2 separate regions of the Homo sapiens genome follow, and region 1 is linked to region 2. Evidence: read pairs that join two places in POLR2A ChIA-PET (ENCODE). Cell type or tissue: B cell. All regions are shown on one strand. Links, peaks and the distances in the headings refer to the core of each region. The heading gives the core; the rest is flanking DNA. Region 1 overlaps HECW2 (HECT, C2 and WW domain containing E3 ubiquitin protein ligase 2). Region 2 overlaps HECW2 (HECT, C2 and WW domain containing E3 ubiquitin protein ligase 2).

Region 1 (7,988 bases), core at 2,048-7,047, 54 kb after region 2:
ACATCACATTTGCCACCTTTTCTTGAACTGTTTCACTACCTTGAGACCTGTTACTGGTTCTACTGATGCAAAACAAATTACCACAAATTTAGCAGTGTAAAACAACACACATTTATGATCTCACTGTTTTCATGGAGCAGGCATCCAGGCACAGCTTAGCTGGGTCTTCTGCTCATGGTCTCACAAGGCTGAAATCAAGCTGTGGGTGGGGCTGCATTCTCATTTGGAGGACCAACTAGGGAAGAATCTGCTTCCAAGTTCCCTTGGGTTGTTGGCAGCATTCATTCCTTGCAGCTATAGAATTCATAGTAGCTTCCTTCTTCAAATTCAACAACAGTGAGAGTCTCTCTTGATTTTAATAAGAAATCCTAAGGCTTTAAAAGGTGAATGGACTTCATACCCATTACAATAGCTATTATAAAACAAACAAACAAACAAACAAAAAACAAGAAATAAGTGTTGGTGAGGATGTAGAGAAATTGGAACCCTTGTGCACTGTTGATGGAAATGTAAAATGTTGCAGCCACTATGAAAAATGCAATATGATGTTGCACTTCTGTGTATATCCCCCAAAAAATTGAAAAGGAGGACTTAAACAGATAATTGTACACTCATGTTCATAGGAGCATTATTTACAATAGCCAAACGGTAGGAAAAAAACTCCTGTTCATTAATGGATGAATGAATAAAGAAAATGTGGTATATACATACAATGGAACATTATTCAGCCTTAAAAAGGAAGGAAATTCTGACCCATGCTACAACATCAACCTTAAAATATGCTAAGTGAAATAAGCCAATCACAAAAGACAAATATTTTAAGATTCCACTTATATGAAGTACATAGGGTAGTGAAATTCATAGAGACACAAAGTAGAATGGTGGTTTCCAGGGGCTAGGGGGAGAGGAAATGGGAGTTACTATTTAATGGATACAGATTTCAGTTTTGCGAGATGCAGAAGTTCTGGAGATGGATAGTGATGATGGTTGCAAAATAACGTAGGTGTACTAATGCCATGGTACTGTGCACTTAAATATAGTTAAAATGGTAAATGTTATATTATGTATATTTTATCACAATAAAAATACTGAAAAGTTAATCGGGCAAGAGAGATGAACATATGGATCACAAAACAGGAAATGTAAAAAGCAAGAGGACATGGGGGAAAGATGCTCAACCTTATTGGTAACCAAAGAAATGAAAATTGTAAAATAGTATTGTGGTGTCATCTGTTAGTCTAATAGGATAATAAATGTTATTTGTCTGACACACACAGTTTGGCATAGAATTATATTCAAAACGTATTCTACTTTTCTGCTTCTTCCTCCCCTACCCCTGGAACAGAGATAAATCTTTATTTAATATTTTTATTCCAGTGTTTCACAGATGATAGATTATAAACCACTGCTAGGACTCTAGTGTAGTATACAAGTTGAATTTTTAAATAAGTAAAACCTTTTCTTGAGGCTCAATTTGCGTTCCAGTCTAAGGATATCAAATGCAATTCTGAAATGCTTATTGTATCAAAAAAGGGTTTGCCTGCAAAGATTCATTAGATGATTTCCACCAATATATCCCAGAGTTTACAGTACTAGGAGTGGGTGAGTCGGTACTATCTCTATACCCTAAAACTCATACAGTTGGAGTATCCCTAGTCAAAAAATTTTAAATCTAAAATGCTCCAAAATCCAAAACTTTTTGAGTGCCAACATGATGCCACAAGTAGAAAATTTCACAACTGACCTCATATGACAGGGTGCAGTCAAAAACGCGGTCAAAACTTTGTTTCATGAACCAAATTATGTAAATATGGTATAAAATTACCTTCAGTCTGTGTATACAAGGTGCATGTGAAACGTAAATGAATTTCATGTTTAGACTTGGGTCCCATTCCCCAAGATATCTCATTATATATATGCAAATATTCCAAATTCCAAAGAAATCTGAAATCCAAAGCACTTCTGGTGCCAAGCATTTTGGATAAGGAATACTCTATCTGTATTCTTACAATATAACAGATCCTGTTCACATTCCTGTTTTTAATAAGCCATGTGGCCACACACCTGCTTTATTATCCCTTTATTATCTCATCATTCTCATGGGTCATTACTATTTGTGGCAATTCACTGAAGGCAATTAGAGTCAAATCTTGTTGATAGTAATGAAATGTAGCTAACAATACCTCTATTATTAATTGGTCAAACACTATGAGCCAGTCATTCTATTAAGCATGTTTCTGTTATTTCACTTAATCCTCACATCCTTCTCAGACAAGTTATATAACCACCCTTTTAAAGGTGAGAAATACGGGCTCAGAGTTTTAATAACTCACTCCAAATCACACACTTGTTGATAGAGCTAGAATCCAAACCCAAATATGTCCAACTGCAAATCTCTGGTCTTCCCACTACATTACACTGCATCCAGGAATATTAATTATATTTATTTCATAAGGAAAAGGGATTTATCAGAGTAAAAGTATAGACATGTGACTTTGTAGAAATAGCTTGTTAATAATCATAGTTCCTAAAATTTCTTATTCAGGAGTATTTTTTTTAAGTCAAAGTTATGTAGGTCCCCCAAACAAGCTGTTGTACATTCAGAATAGAATGTTTCCTATTTCATGTCAAAAGTGCAGATTTGCTTCCTGATAAGATGTACTATTTGGAGACTGTCTATTTTTTATTGTGATTCAGATGCAAATAACAGGAAAACATATTTTTTTCCTATCTTGGCAAAAGAAGTATTTCTAAAAAAGAATACTTAATGTAATGATTTAAATTGCTTATTTTGTTATTGTGAATTGGGAGAAAGCAAATTTTAGCACAGGATTCAAAGAAGTAACAATGGCCTACTGACTTAGAAAAGTCCAGCCAGGGAATTTCCCAAGACTCTAAGCCATGAGGCAGGCCCTCAGAGACACTGGCTCCTCTTCCCTGTCCAAGAAAATGAAAAAATGCATAACTACAGAGTATCGAAGAGACACCCAGGCATATGCCAACTCAAAATGAACTACTTTGCAAGGCCTTATGTCCGTGTATTAAAAAAAAAATCTAGCATCAAAAGAGAAACAAAAACCAAACTTGTCTTTGTAATCCTTAGACCACTCAATAAATGGTCATTTATATGTAATATAGCTTTTAAATGGTGGTGAAATGTAAATAAAATATTTTTTTAAATATCCTCTTTTCCTTAGAGAAATTCAGTTCTGAATTTTTAAGGTCAAAATGTTTTCAAAGATTTTTCAAAAGGAGTGTGAAAATTGGCAACAAATAAATTTGAATGTGAAAGACAGTCATACACACACAGACACACACACACACACACACCACACACATTTTCATTTCACTCGGCCTGTTCTAAACTATGTGCTGTTTCTTGTGTTTTCAGAGCGCATACATGTTTTAACCGTCTGGATCTGCCTCCCTACCCATCCTTTTCCATGCTTTATGAAAAACTGTTGACAGCAGTTGAAGAAACCAGTACTTTTGGACTTGAGTGACCTGGAAGCTGAATGCCCATCTCTGTGGACAGGCAGGTTCAGAAGCTGCCTTCTAGAAGAATGATTGAACATTGGAAGTTTCAAGAGGATGCTTCCTTTAGGATAAAGCTATGTGCTGTTGTTTTCCAGGAACAAGTGCTCTGTCACATTTGGGGACTGGAGATGAGTCCTCTTGGAAGGATTTGGGTGAGCTTGATGCCCAGGGAACAACCCAACCGTCTTTCAATCAACAGTTCTTGACTGCCAAACTTTTTCCATTTGTTATGTTCCAAGACAAAGATGAACCCATACATGATCAGCTCCACGGTAATTTTTAGGGACTCAGGAGAATCTTGAAACTTACCCTTGAACGTGGTTCAAGCCAAACTGGCAGCATTTGGCCCAATCTCCAAATTAGAGCAAGTTAAATAATATAATAAAAGTAAATATATTTCCTGAAAGTACATTCATTTAAGCCCTAAGTTATAACAGAATATTCATTTCTTGCTTATGAGTGCCTGCATGGTGTGCACCATAGGTTTCCGCTTTCATGGGACATGAGTGAAAATGAAACCAAGTCAATATGAGGTACCTTTACAGATTTGCAATAAGATGGTCTGTGACAATGTATATGCAAGTGGTATGTGTGTAATTATGGCTAAAGACAAACCATTATTCAGTGAATTACTAATGACAGATTTTATGCTTTATAATGCATGAAAACAATTTTAAAATAACTAGCAATTAATCACAGCATATCAGGAAAAAGTACACAGTGAGTTCTGTTTATTTTTTGTAGGTTCATTATGTTTATGTTCTTTAAGATGTATATAAGAACCTACCTATCATGCTGTATGTATCACTCATTCCATTTTCATGTTCCATGCATACTCGGGCATCATGCTAATATGTATCCTTTTAAGCACTCTCAAGGAAACAAAAGGGCCTTTTATTTTTATAAAGGTAAAAAAAATTCCCCAAATATTTTGCACTGAATGTACCAAAGGTGAAGGGACATTACAATATGACTAACAGCAACTCCATCACTTGAGAAGTATAATAGAAAATAGCTTCTAAATCAAACTTCCTTCACAGTGCCGTGTCTACCACTACAAGGACTGTGCATCTAAGTAATAATTTTTTAAGATTCACTATATGTGATAGTATGATATGCATTTATTTAAAATGCATTAGACTCTCTTCCATCCATCAAATACTTTACAGGATGGCATTTAATACAGATATTTCGTATTTCCCCCACTGCTTTTTATTTGTACAGCATCATTAAACACTAAGCTCAGTTAAGGAGCCATCAGCAACACTGAAGAGATCAGTAGTAAGAATTCCATTTTCCCTCATCAGTGAAGACACCACAAATTGAAACTCAGAACTATATTTCTAAGCCTGCATTTTCACTGATGCATAATTTTCTTATTAATATTAAGAGACAGTTTTTCTATGGCATCTCCAAAACTGCATGACATCACTAGTCTTACTTCTGCTTAATTTTATGAGAAGGTATTCTTCATTTTAATTGCTTTTGGGATTACTCCACATCTTTGTTTATTTCTTGACTAATCAGATTTTCAATAGAGTGAAGTTAAATTGGGGGTCATAAAAGCATTGGATTGACATATGGTTTGCCAGCCTATGGGTTTACAGGCATTGCCCAAACATTTCTTTGAGATCTATATTTATAAGCAGCCATGGAATTCCTATTATGGGATGTTGGCAATCTTACATTTTATAGAGGTCATATGCATAGTTTTCATAGGTGTTTTGTAAGAACTGATTGCTCTCCTGTGAGTTAAGCTATGTTTACTACTGGGACCCTCAAGAGGAATACCACTTATGTTACACTCCTGCACTAAAGGCACGTACTGCAGTGTGAAGAAATGTTCTGAAAAAGGGTTATAGAAATCTGGAAATAAGAAAGGAAGAGCTCTCTGTATTCTATAATTGGAAGAGAAAAAAAGAAAAACTTTTAACTGGAAATGTTAGTTTGTACTTATTGATCATGAATACAAGTATATATTTAATTTTGCAAACTTTTCACTTGTTTGTATTCTTTTCATTATAAGGAAAAGTAGTATAACACACTTTTTTTTAAGTCACATATTTGATGGTATACAAGATGTTTCAGGGCTGGCATTCTCCAAGCAGCAGATAAAGGTTGCATTTCTTTCAAAAATACATTCAAAGACCATGTTATCCTTCATTTTGGTTTGAGACATTTAGTTATGGTATTTCATATTATTAGGTAAAAGATATTTGAAATAAAATGTATCTCTTTAATTATTTCTAACAAATATATTTCTTTATTAAGGCATCCAACTTTTTCCCAAATAACAGTACACTTTAATGTATGTAGACATTCTTAATTAGTATAATCATCTAGTTGATACTGTTCTCAGATTGGGAATTATCAAAGATGTACTTATCATATCAGAACACCATGCTAACTTATCTATTATTCTTTCTTAGTAAAACAAAACAGCCAGTAATAACTATATAAAATATTAAATAACATTTCCACAGAATAAATTAGACTTTCATGTACTCTACAATTAGAAATATCCATAAATATTTTCTTCTGGACTGTGAACCCAGATAACTAGGCTTTCTGGTCTTATTTTAAGTGATGCTCTTTATACTATAGAAGACACTCTTAATACATCATATATGTATGCAGAACATCTCTTAGATGAGAGAACAAGCACATCATTGGCATTCCCTCTGTGCCAGTTTGATGTTTGTTTGACGATGGAGCTACAAGAGTCTAAATCTGCCTTTGAAAAGCTCAGCTCACAGTGTAGTAGAGTAGACTCCAAGGTTCAAAAAAGTGTTTTTAATAAAATTTGGTAAGTTCTACAATCAAGGAATGAAGAGAGAAGAGAACAGCTTTTTCCATCTGGGAGATTCAATAATGGCTTCATATATAGATGATAGTGTGGCTAAAAAAAATTACATCAATGCTGTTTCTATTGGGAAGCAATGGCAAGTAATAGTATGTCAATACTGGTCAAGTGTTGAAGCCAGGATGCACTTACACAACGAGAGTGTAAAGTGTGTAGGGAGCTGATCTGTGAAGGAGCAACTCAAAGATTTTGAAATTATCAGTGAAATGCCAAAACAGGGAAAGTTTCCCTGTTTCCCTTCATCTATTCTACAATGCACCATTGGTTTTCAGTGTGAAAAATCCCAATCCCTGAGCCCAAACCACTTCTGGGGTCAAAACATTTTTCTTGTGCACAAAATGAATGGATCTTGGTCAAAGAAGTATGGTCACAATTTTCTAGCATATATTGCGTTTATAATTTAGCAGAAATTCTGCAATAAATAAAGGAAAATCTGTTTTACCTGTGCAACAATCAGAAATGGTAAAAATGCATTCAAGTGTTTGAAAGAAATGGTAGAATATGCTTGCATAGTGCTTTATAGTTTCAAAGTGCTGTCAGGTACATCGTCCGTTTAGCTCCTCACGCACTTTGTAGGGTACAAGCATCATGTTCCATCTGGGTTGTGGCTGATTTTCATGGATGGCTTGTGGCATCAGTTTCATTACTTCATAGTCACAATTCTGTGTTTCATCTTGAGAAATGTGGAGACTAATGTTTGTACCAGTATATTCCACATTCAGTGAGGTTTCCAAGATGCTTCCTCCAAACTCTCACTTTCTTAAACAGATACATTTAAAATATGACACCTTCTGAAAAGTCCATAAAGAAATTAGTATATTCATGGAAAAAATTTCCCCGTAGACTTATTTGCATTTCATGACTTGACATGAGAAATTTAAAAAACAGAAGGCAAAATGTGATTGCTTTTGATGGATTTATACAGAATAGTCATTTAATTTTCTCAAGTATTATTTGGAAACAAGATAATGGAAAACATTAATCAGAAGCCTTATTTTATTTTTAAATTTTTAATAGGGATGGATCTAGTAAGCCCTAATAGCTGAGTTCCAGTGATAAAATTCACAAATTTTATTTATGATTGGACCACTTCTAACAAGGCAAATATCTTATAATGAAGATAGGAGTCTGTTCAATTTAACCTTATTCAGGAAACTCCGTATTTATGTGAAATGATGCAATGCCATTATTAAGAGGTATCTGTAACCCTGCATAATAAAAACATGCATAAGAAGAATGTGGTCTAATCTCCAAACTGAGTCTCAGTTTCAGGGCCTTTTGCTTTCTTTGTTTGTTTGTTTGAGACAGTCTGGCTCTGTCATCCAGGCTGGAGTGCAGTGGCACATGAGCTCACTGCAACCTCCACCTCCCAGGCTCAAGCGATCCTCCCACCTCAGCCTCCTGAGTAACTGGGACTACAGGCGCATACCACCACACCTGGCTAATTTTTGTATTTTTGTAGAGACAAGGCCCAGGCACGTCTCAAACTCTTGAGCTCAAGCGATCCGCCCGCCTTGGCCTCCCAAAGTGCTAGGAGTAATTATAGGTGTGAGCCACCATGCTGGCAGTTGTTTTTGTTTATTTGTGA
Region 2 (7,988 bases), core at 332-5,331:
TGCTACTCATTGCCAACTTGATAGCCCTTCATAAAACTGACCAATTATTTTCACCCCCGCCCCTCACCCTCCAATGGTTAAATCAGCTTTGGTTTTAAATTTTAGAGTAGTTTAGAAAGGAAACTGGCAAGTTTTCAAAAGACTTTCTCATTTTTTTATTATCCCTCAAATGTAGGCAAGCCATAGTAAAATAATGCTTTGCTCTACCCAGTGGTTGGGACGCTCATCCCTGTAACCTCCAGAGAATTAAAAGGAACAGCATACTGAGCCTTTCAGGCAAGGTTTTGTTTATCCCTGAGTGCTAATAACCTCATTCAAGTATTCATGATGATCTTGACCCTGACCATTTCTAATTCTCCATTCCATAGTTGCCATATTTGTTGCCATATTTCTGACCTCCCATGTGATTGTTGTCAGAAAATTATTTTTCTTTGTGTGTAGTCAAAGCATAACTCAAAGGGATATATTCACTTTCTATAGATACTTCACTTCAGTTGACTCTGAATAGGACCTATGGTGGGGGTAGCTTCTCAACCTAATGGGTGGCCTCTCTCCTGTGGTATTGAGCCAGTTGTGAAACCAGCATATAGTATGCTAGGTGGTCAGGAAGACTACTGGTCAATTAACGTTAGAGTGTGATGTTTCTATCATGGTTTGGTTGGTGATAAAATAGTTGAAGTTTCTGTTAACAGAATTCTGGCCAGGATATGCTCTTTTTCTTCACTATAGAAAGCTAAGGTTTTTTTCTTTTAAACTAAGAATTCTGCTTTGGGAATTAGTAAAAACAGAAGTCATAATTATCATTCACCTATCCATAGTTAAATAATATTTAGATGGTATAGTCTTAAATTTATTTTACTATAGCTTATAATATTTGTACTTTGATAACACAACAGTTTGCATGAGTTTCTATGTGTTAAGTAGTAGAATTCAAATGTATTTGAATTCAAATAATTCAGAACTCATTCATACATAAAGAGCAAGGCTGCATTTTCTCCTCTTTGGGAAAATAAGCAGGTTCTGTAAAGCTAATGGGCCTTTGGAGAAGTGTGAGAAATTTTCTTACATATAATAGTTCTATAATTATTGTATACAAATGATGTCATTAAATTCTAGGCTTTTCATGTGGGTGATCACATGTGTTTATTATTTTAATAATAGTAAACAACACAATGTATTATATGTACATGCTTAATAAGTAATATAATTAGTGATTATTGAAAAATTTGGGGTTTTATTCATGTCCTCAATTATTTATTTATTTATTTTTGAGGTGCAGTCTCGCTCTGTTGCCCAGGCTGGAGTGCAGTGGTGAGATCTCATCTCATTGCAACCTCCACCCTCTGAGTTCAAGTAATTCTCCTGCCTCAGCCTCCTGAGTAGCTGGGAGTACAGGTGCAAGCCACCACGCCCGGCTAATTTTTTGTATTTTAATAGAGACGGGGTTTCACCGTGTTGCCCAGGCTGGACAAGAACTCCTGAGCTCAGGCAATCCGCCCTCCTCGGCCTCCCAAAGTGCTAGGATTACAGGTGTGAGCCACAGCGCTCAGCCCTTTATTTTTTATTTCACTTTGGAATTGGAATGATTTGAATTGGTGACTACAAACTTCAGTCAGCATACTTGTCACTTACATAATGGAAGCCTTTGTGTCTATTTTAATGTTTTGTCTGATTTCTTAAAAAGGAAAAATCACTCCTGGTACAAATTGACTTATCAGTAAGCTGCAATGTAGAGATAGTGTTGCTCTAGGACATTATTCAATTCAGAATAAACGCATGTAAAGTTATTTTCCAATAGGGCTATTTTAAAACCCAATAATTTTTAAATGACCTTGTTTAATTTGTTATTGATTTTTGTGTTTCATGTATCTTTTCACTAACTCAATTCATGTAAAAAATATACCTCTATCAGAGCTCATACAAGAAATGATTGATAAATTTGGCTACATAAATATTTTTAAATGGATATAATGAAAGATACCACATATAAAGGCATAAAGAAAGATAATCAACTGGAAGAATAGATTTACAACATGTAAAACAAAGAGATCAGCCAGGCGCAGTGGCTCACGCCTGTAATCCCAGCACTTTGGGATGCCGAGGCAGGCGGATCATGATGAGGTCAGGAGATCGAGACCAACCTGGCCAACATGGTGAAACCCCATCTCTACTAAAAAAAAAAAAAAAAAAAAAAATAGAAAAATTAGCTGAACGTGGTGACTCGCACCTGTAGTCCCAGCTACTCAAGAGGCTGAGGCAGGAGAATCACTTGAACCCAGGAAGCAGAGGTTGCAGTGAGCCAACATTGTGCCACTGCGCTCCAGCCATGCAACAGAGCTAGACTCTGTCTCAGAAAAAAAAAAAAAAAAAGGAAACCAGATTGTGGATACATAAAGAAGGCCTTTAAAAGAAGAGAACCCAATAGAAAAATGGATAAAGGTTATGAAAAGGCATAGAAATGGAAGTATGAATAGCCAATAAACCCATGGAAAGATGCTAGTAATGTAAGTGTAGTTTCAAATAATGAGATACCATTTCACAGTATTAGATTTGTAAGAGTCCAAAAGTCTGAATACCTAATGATACATAAGAACTCTCATATTGTCTGGGCTTAGTGGCATTGCAGTTTCTACAGTCTTATTGGAGTACAAACTGACACTGTCTTGTACAGCTGAAAAGAGCTCAGGTCTCTGGTTACTCTCTTTTAGGAGAATATCAGAAACAGACATTTCAGTATGGAGAAGAAAGAAGACATTAAATGGTCTAAGATCCAAATCCTCACATGTGAAAAATAGTAGCCAGGGTAAACAAGGGAGCTAATTATTTTGTGATTGTAGTTATTTAAGAGGTGTTTTGTTTTATTTTGCTTTTAATTATCAAATTAAATCCTAAGCCCTTCGAAGGCTGAGACCCTATTGTTTATTTCTTGGAATGAGGATATAGAACATACTTTGTATATTTATGATGGGTTCTCAATAAACATTTTCTATTTTGTGTTGGAATCCTGTTTCCAAATCTGAAAACCCAGGTATGATTTTCAAACAAACATGTACACTCAAACTCATATGTTGAAATAGTAAAATAAAGTCACGTTGTCCAAAGTTGGTAGGAAAACAGGGAAATAGCCACAGGGTTCACAAAAAGCACCACAGCCAGCCATTTTGTACCAAGAATTACCTGCAAGAGAAAGGGGGCGGATGCTCTCTTTGGGATATAAACCGGATCTTGGATGGAATATTCTACTCCTTTGGGATTTAGGCTTTTCCCCACTACTTTGGCTGAAGTGCCCGTTTTGTTTCTTGTCTTTCCCCAGCTTATTTGAAGAAGAGATAATGTCGTATGTGCCTCCACATGCCTTACTCCACCCCAGCTACTGTCAGTCCCCACGTGGCTCTCCCGTGTCATCTCCTCAGAACTCGCCAGGTGAGTCCACCTGCTGCTCACAGTGAATTCTCTGAGGAGTGAACCTTCAAGCCAGATGTTCTATCCTCCCTAAAGACAGAACAGTAAGGGAACACTTCAGGTACATCTTTGGTGTTAGCACAGATACACGTGTGCATTTCCTGTCTCGTAAGAGTGGCTTATTTCCATGAGGATTCATTTTGACAAACATAATGAATAGGAGGATTAGTGGTATGACATACTCAGATATAGAATTTACTTTTCATGATGTTATATCATACAATATCAGGACACAAAATATTAGGTTGCTTTTTGACTTTAGAAAGTTCTAGTGAAGAGAACTTTTTTGATATACAATGAAGATAAAGTCTCTACTCTCAAGAAATAATATGGAATTGAAATTGTTCAGTTTAATGGACTTGGACATTCCTGCAATTCATTAATTGCATTAGATAGAACAGAAATGGATTGGCAGATAGAAGATGTTGATAGGTAACCTGAAATGTGTACATTCAATCTCTTTTTGAAAGAGATAGGCCTGAATGAAAGAGTGAGTGGGTGGATGAATGGGTGGATGAGCAAATGGTAGGAAATGCAGCTTGGCAAATGAGCTTTGAAAATGAAGGCAGTCATGATGTTGACAGAATAGCAGATGTATATAGGTCCTTATTATAGGCAGTGCATTGTTCACACTTTAACAGCTGTCAGAACTGAAAATGATTTCAGTAGAAGTGCAAACTCCATATGTGTCACTAAGCTGCTGTATGTTCTTTGGTATATAACATGTGTTTTCACATACTGCAATGATAATGAAGATGCAGCCTAATTGGATACTGCAAACAGGAAAAGATGTATTAATATGTTCATTTAACACAGATTTATGGAGCATCCAACTATGATCCAAGCACTGAATTAGACTCTAGGACTACAGAGATGAATAATACAGTTTCTTCCTTTGAAGAATTCATGGTGTGGCAGTGAGTCAACAAATAACTCTGTGAAGCTCTGTAGTTAGTTCTGTAATGAAGAAATGTATGAGAACACAGCTGTGGGAACAATTATTCTTTCAGGGCTGGGGATGGGGTATTTGGGGAAATATGAAGTGGAACCTTGAAGAATGATGAATAGGAGTTTACCAGGTGGACCAAAGAAAGAAGGACATTCTAGTGAAGGGAGTGATGTGTTAGGCCATTCTTGTGTAACTATAAAGAAAACCTGAGGCTGGGTAATTTATAAAGAAAGGTTTCACTGGCTTATGGTTTTGCAGACTGTACAATCATGGTACCAGCATTTGCTTGGCTTCTGTTGAGGGCCTCAGGAAACTTCTACTCATGTCAGAAGGTGATGGAGAGCCAGCATGTCACATGGTGAGAGTGGGAGCCAGAGAGAGCAGGGGGGAGGTACCACACACCTTTAAACAATCAGATCTCCTGTGAGGTCACTCATCACCAAGGGAGTGGTGCGAAACCATTCATGAGGGATCTGCACTTATGATCCAAACACCCCCCACAAGGCCCTACCTCTGACACTGGGGATTATATTTAAACATGAGATTTAGAGGGAACAAACATCCAAAAAAACCATATCAGGTAGCATAAGCTAAGCCACAGAAGCATGAAAGTAGTGTAGGAAATAGATACAAGTAAGTTAATAGATACAAGGGAAGGGAAGTTCTCAAAGCTCAGGTTGGAAAGGTAGGCTAGGGCTGGTTGGTCATTGAAGCCTTATTATTATTATTATTATTATTATTATTATTATTATTTTGAATCGGAGTCACACTTCTTCGCCCAGGCTGGAGTGCAGTGGCGTGATCTCCCAGGTTCAAGTAATTCTCCTGCCTCAGCCTCCCCAGTAGCTAGGATAACAGATACATGCCACCATGCCCAGCAAATTTTTGTATTTTTAGTAGAGACTGGGTTTCATCATGTTGGCCAGGCTGGTCTCAAACTCCTAACTTCAAATGATCTGCCTGCCTCGGCCTCCCAAAGTGCTGGTATTACAGGTGTGAGTTGCCACGCCCAGCCAGCCCTATTCTATTGTCCATGTGAAGCCACTGAAAATGTATAAGCAGAGGAATACCAATAATATCCTGCTTTTCAAAGATCAGTCTGGTGGCAATTGGGAGGATAAATTAGAAAATGAGAGACTAGAGACAGTTTCTCAGAGAGGCCATTGCATTAGCCAGAGTAACATGATGAAAGACTGGACTAGGCAGTGGAGATGGGGACCAGGGAACAAATTGAAGGGATATGTAGGATGCAGAGACATCAGGACTTTGAGTAGAGGTAGGGAAGAGTCAAGGAAGATTCAAAGGCCCTCACTACCTAGGCTACCAGGCAGATGGTAGCACCCTCTGCCAAGAATGGGAAATGGTTAGACTCAAATTGGAAGATTGAGTGAGTTTGGTGTTGGACAAGTTTTATTGAGAAATCTTTGGGCCATCAATGGGAGATTCCCAAAGACAGCTGGAAATGGCAGCCATGGCGCACAGGAGAGGTTGAAAGCAAGGAGTTCAGTGTACTGGTGGCAACTGGAACCTAGAGTATAGACTAAAGCAACTGGGGAGAAAGTCATTGAAAAGGAGAGGAAATAGAGGATGATGTCATGAGAAACCTCAATATTTAAGGGATGAGCTGAGACAGAGAAGCAAGTGAAAGAAAGAGAGCCAACAGATTTTGAATAGAGTTAGGAAAGTCTTTTCAGGGGAGCCGGGTTTCACAGAGGAGTGGTCAATAGAGCCACATGCTCAAAGGGCTCAGGAAGTCCCAGCTACTCACGGGGGCTGAGGTGGGAGGGTTACTTGGGCTCAGAAGGTCAAGCCTGCAGGGAGCCATGATCATGCCACTGCACTCCAGCCTGGGCAACAGAGTGAGACCCTGTCTCAAAAGGGGGATAGGGCATCAAGAAGGATGAGATCTGAAAAGAGGCCTCATTTAGATTTGAAAATCATGACATTATCAATGGTCTTTGCCAAAGCAGGTTCTGTGAAGTAATAGGTTATAAACCGGATCATGATTGGTGACAGAATGATACAGGATCTGAAGCAGAAGTCAAATGCTCTTTTCACGAAATCTGGAGGTAAAAAGAAAGCAAAATAGAACAGTAGTTAGGAGAAGAGAGAGGGAAGGAATTTTAGGATGGGAAGTTGAGCATACATGTGCAGAGGACACAGGACGTGAGTGGAAGGAAAGTGGTTTGTGGAATAAGGCAGGCTCATGGGCAGCACGACACTGAAGGAAGAAACACAGGCCAACTTTGGAACAAAATAGGGACACCTATTTTGATGACACAGGCTGAAAGAAGTGTATGACACTACAGGTAAGTTTAAAGGTTTAGGGGAAAACTTCATGAAATTCCCAACTGGGAATTTCATTCTTTTAGCAACTGTCTGACTTTAGGCAGGGTACCTCCTTCCCTGAGCCTGAATCTCTTTTTCTATAAAATAGAGATAACAATAATTACCTCACCTCTCACGATTATTTTTGGAGAACACTTTGCTTGGTGCTTGGAACATAACAAGTAGCCAATAAAGGTTAATGTGTCGCTTTTTCTTTCTTTCTTTCTGGAAATTTGATTCTGAGAAGTAGTTTGTTCACATTTGAACCATTAACAACTGGAACATACGAACCCTGATTTGCAGAGCTGTCTGCTTAGATATTTAATCATGCAGAGTGGACTTTATCTTAGTAAGAGCCTATGCTGGGGTTTAAAGTGGACCATCCCTTTACCTGTGTTTTATGGTTAAAGACATGAAGCCATGTGGATTGTTGCTCGTGCCAGTCAAGGCTGTCCTTTTCCAGGCCTTTTGTGTGGCCTCTCCTCCCTGAGGAAAAGGTAAATTGCCAAATGCTGCCCCTTCCGTGCTCTTTAAAGGCATGCACTTGAAGACTGCACACATTCTTCAAGACTGTATGAGCACTCTAAATGTGGCTGAGTTCACTTCCTCATTTAGCATCGCAAATGCACATGAGTAATCATTGGTGACAATAAAATCCATTCTAGAAACTTACATTTAGAGTTAAACATTTTCCAAAGACCTGTGTAACCCAAATATATCTAAATTGCTAGCAGTGTTTGTGGTGGTTTTAATTTTCAGGAAGAATCATCTCCATATTTCTGGCCTACTCTGTTTCAGTGGGCTTTGTTTGATCTTGAAACTGGGTTGTACAGCCTGATATCAATGGAAGTCACTATAACAAATTCCACATGATACCAGGGCAGGACTACCTAACCTCATTTCCCCTCTGGAGGAATCTTCTGTTCCTTTGAATAAAATAGCTTCTCCTTCTACCAGGATTCCTGAAGGTTTTGTGAAAGCAACATTTCAAACAGATTTTTTTAAGTGGTCTGATCCTCCTTGTGACTATAATTTCACCCCTTTTAGTGGTGTGAGAATAATATCTTGAAAATTATGACAGTAATAAATTTTAATGATCTTCATTGAGAATTCCTAGGAACCTGGTAAACTTTCCCCCTTTTCCTCATTCCAAGCACGTTGACATGTATTTTCAAGTGCAGAAGAGAGAGGGGCTTTGGAAACTTTGACTCACTGCTTTTTGCAGCTGTTAGAGTGCTCACCAAAATTT

The links. ChIA-PET counts read pairs that join two places held together with the same protein. Peaks named below come from ENCODE experiments on the same cell type or tissue, not always from the same donor. Only the 100,000 strongest peaks of a DNase experiment are listed, where the experiment ranks them.
Region 1: POLR2A ChIA-PET joins it to region 2 with 6 read pairs; 11 of 35 experiments call an interaction of 5 or more read pairs at or near these places.

What each region holds. Positions count from the first base shown.
Region 1 is chr2:196,196,792-196,204,779 of GRCh38, reverse strand. HECW2 (HECT, C2 and WW domain containing E3 ubiquitin protein ligase 2) reads left to right here. Exons shown (of 29, transcript NM_001348768.2): 29 at 3,392-7,988. The coding sequence ends at 3,503. Among named protein-coding and RNA genes, the nearest start is that of STK17B, 29 kb to the right of the region's middle. In B cell, for the core only: no CTCF peak of the experiment used is centred there; DNase peaks (open chromatin) are centred at 2,941, 3,717 and 4,039; H3K4me3 peaks cover 1,759 bases; H3K27ac peaks cover 868 bases.
Region 2 is chr2:196,249,355-196,257,342 of GRCh38, reverse strand. HECW2 (HECT, C2 and WW domain containing E3 ubiquitin protein ligase 2) reads left to right here. Exons shown (of 29, transcript NM_001348768.2): 19 at 3,314-3,423. Among named protein-coding and RNA genes, the nearest start is that of HECW2-AS1, 6.7 kb to the left of the region's middle. In B cell, for the core only: no CTCF peak of the experiment used is centred there; no DNase peak of the experiment used is centred there.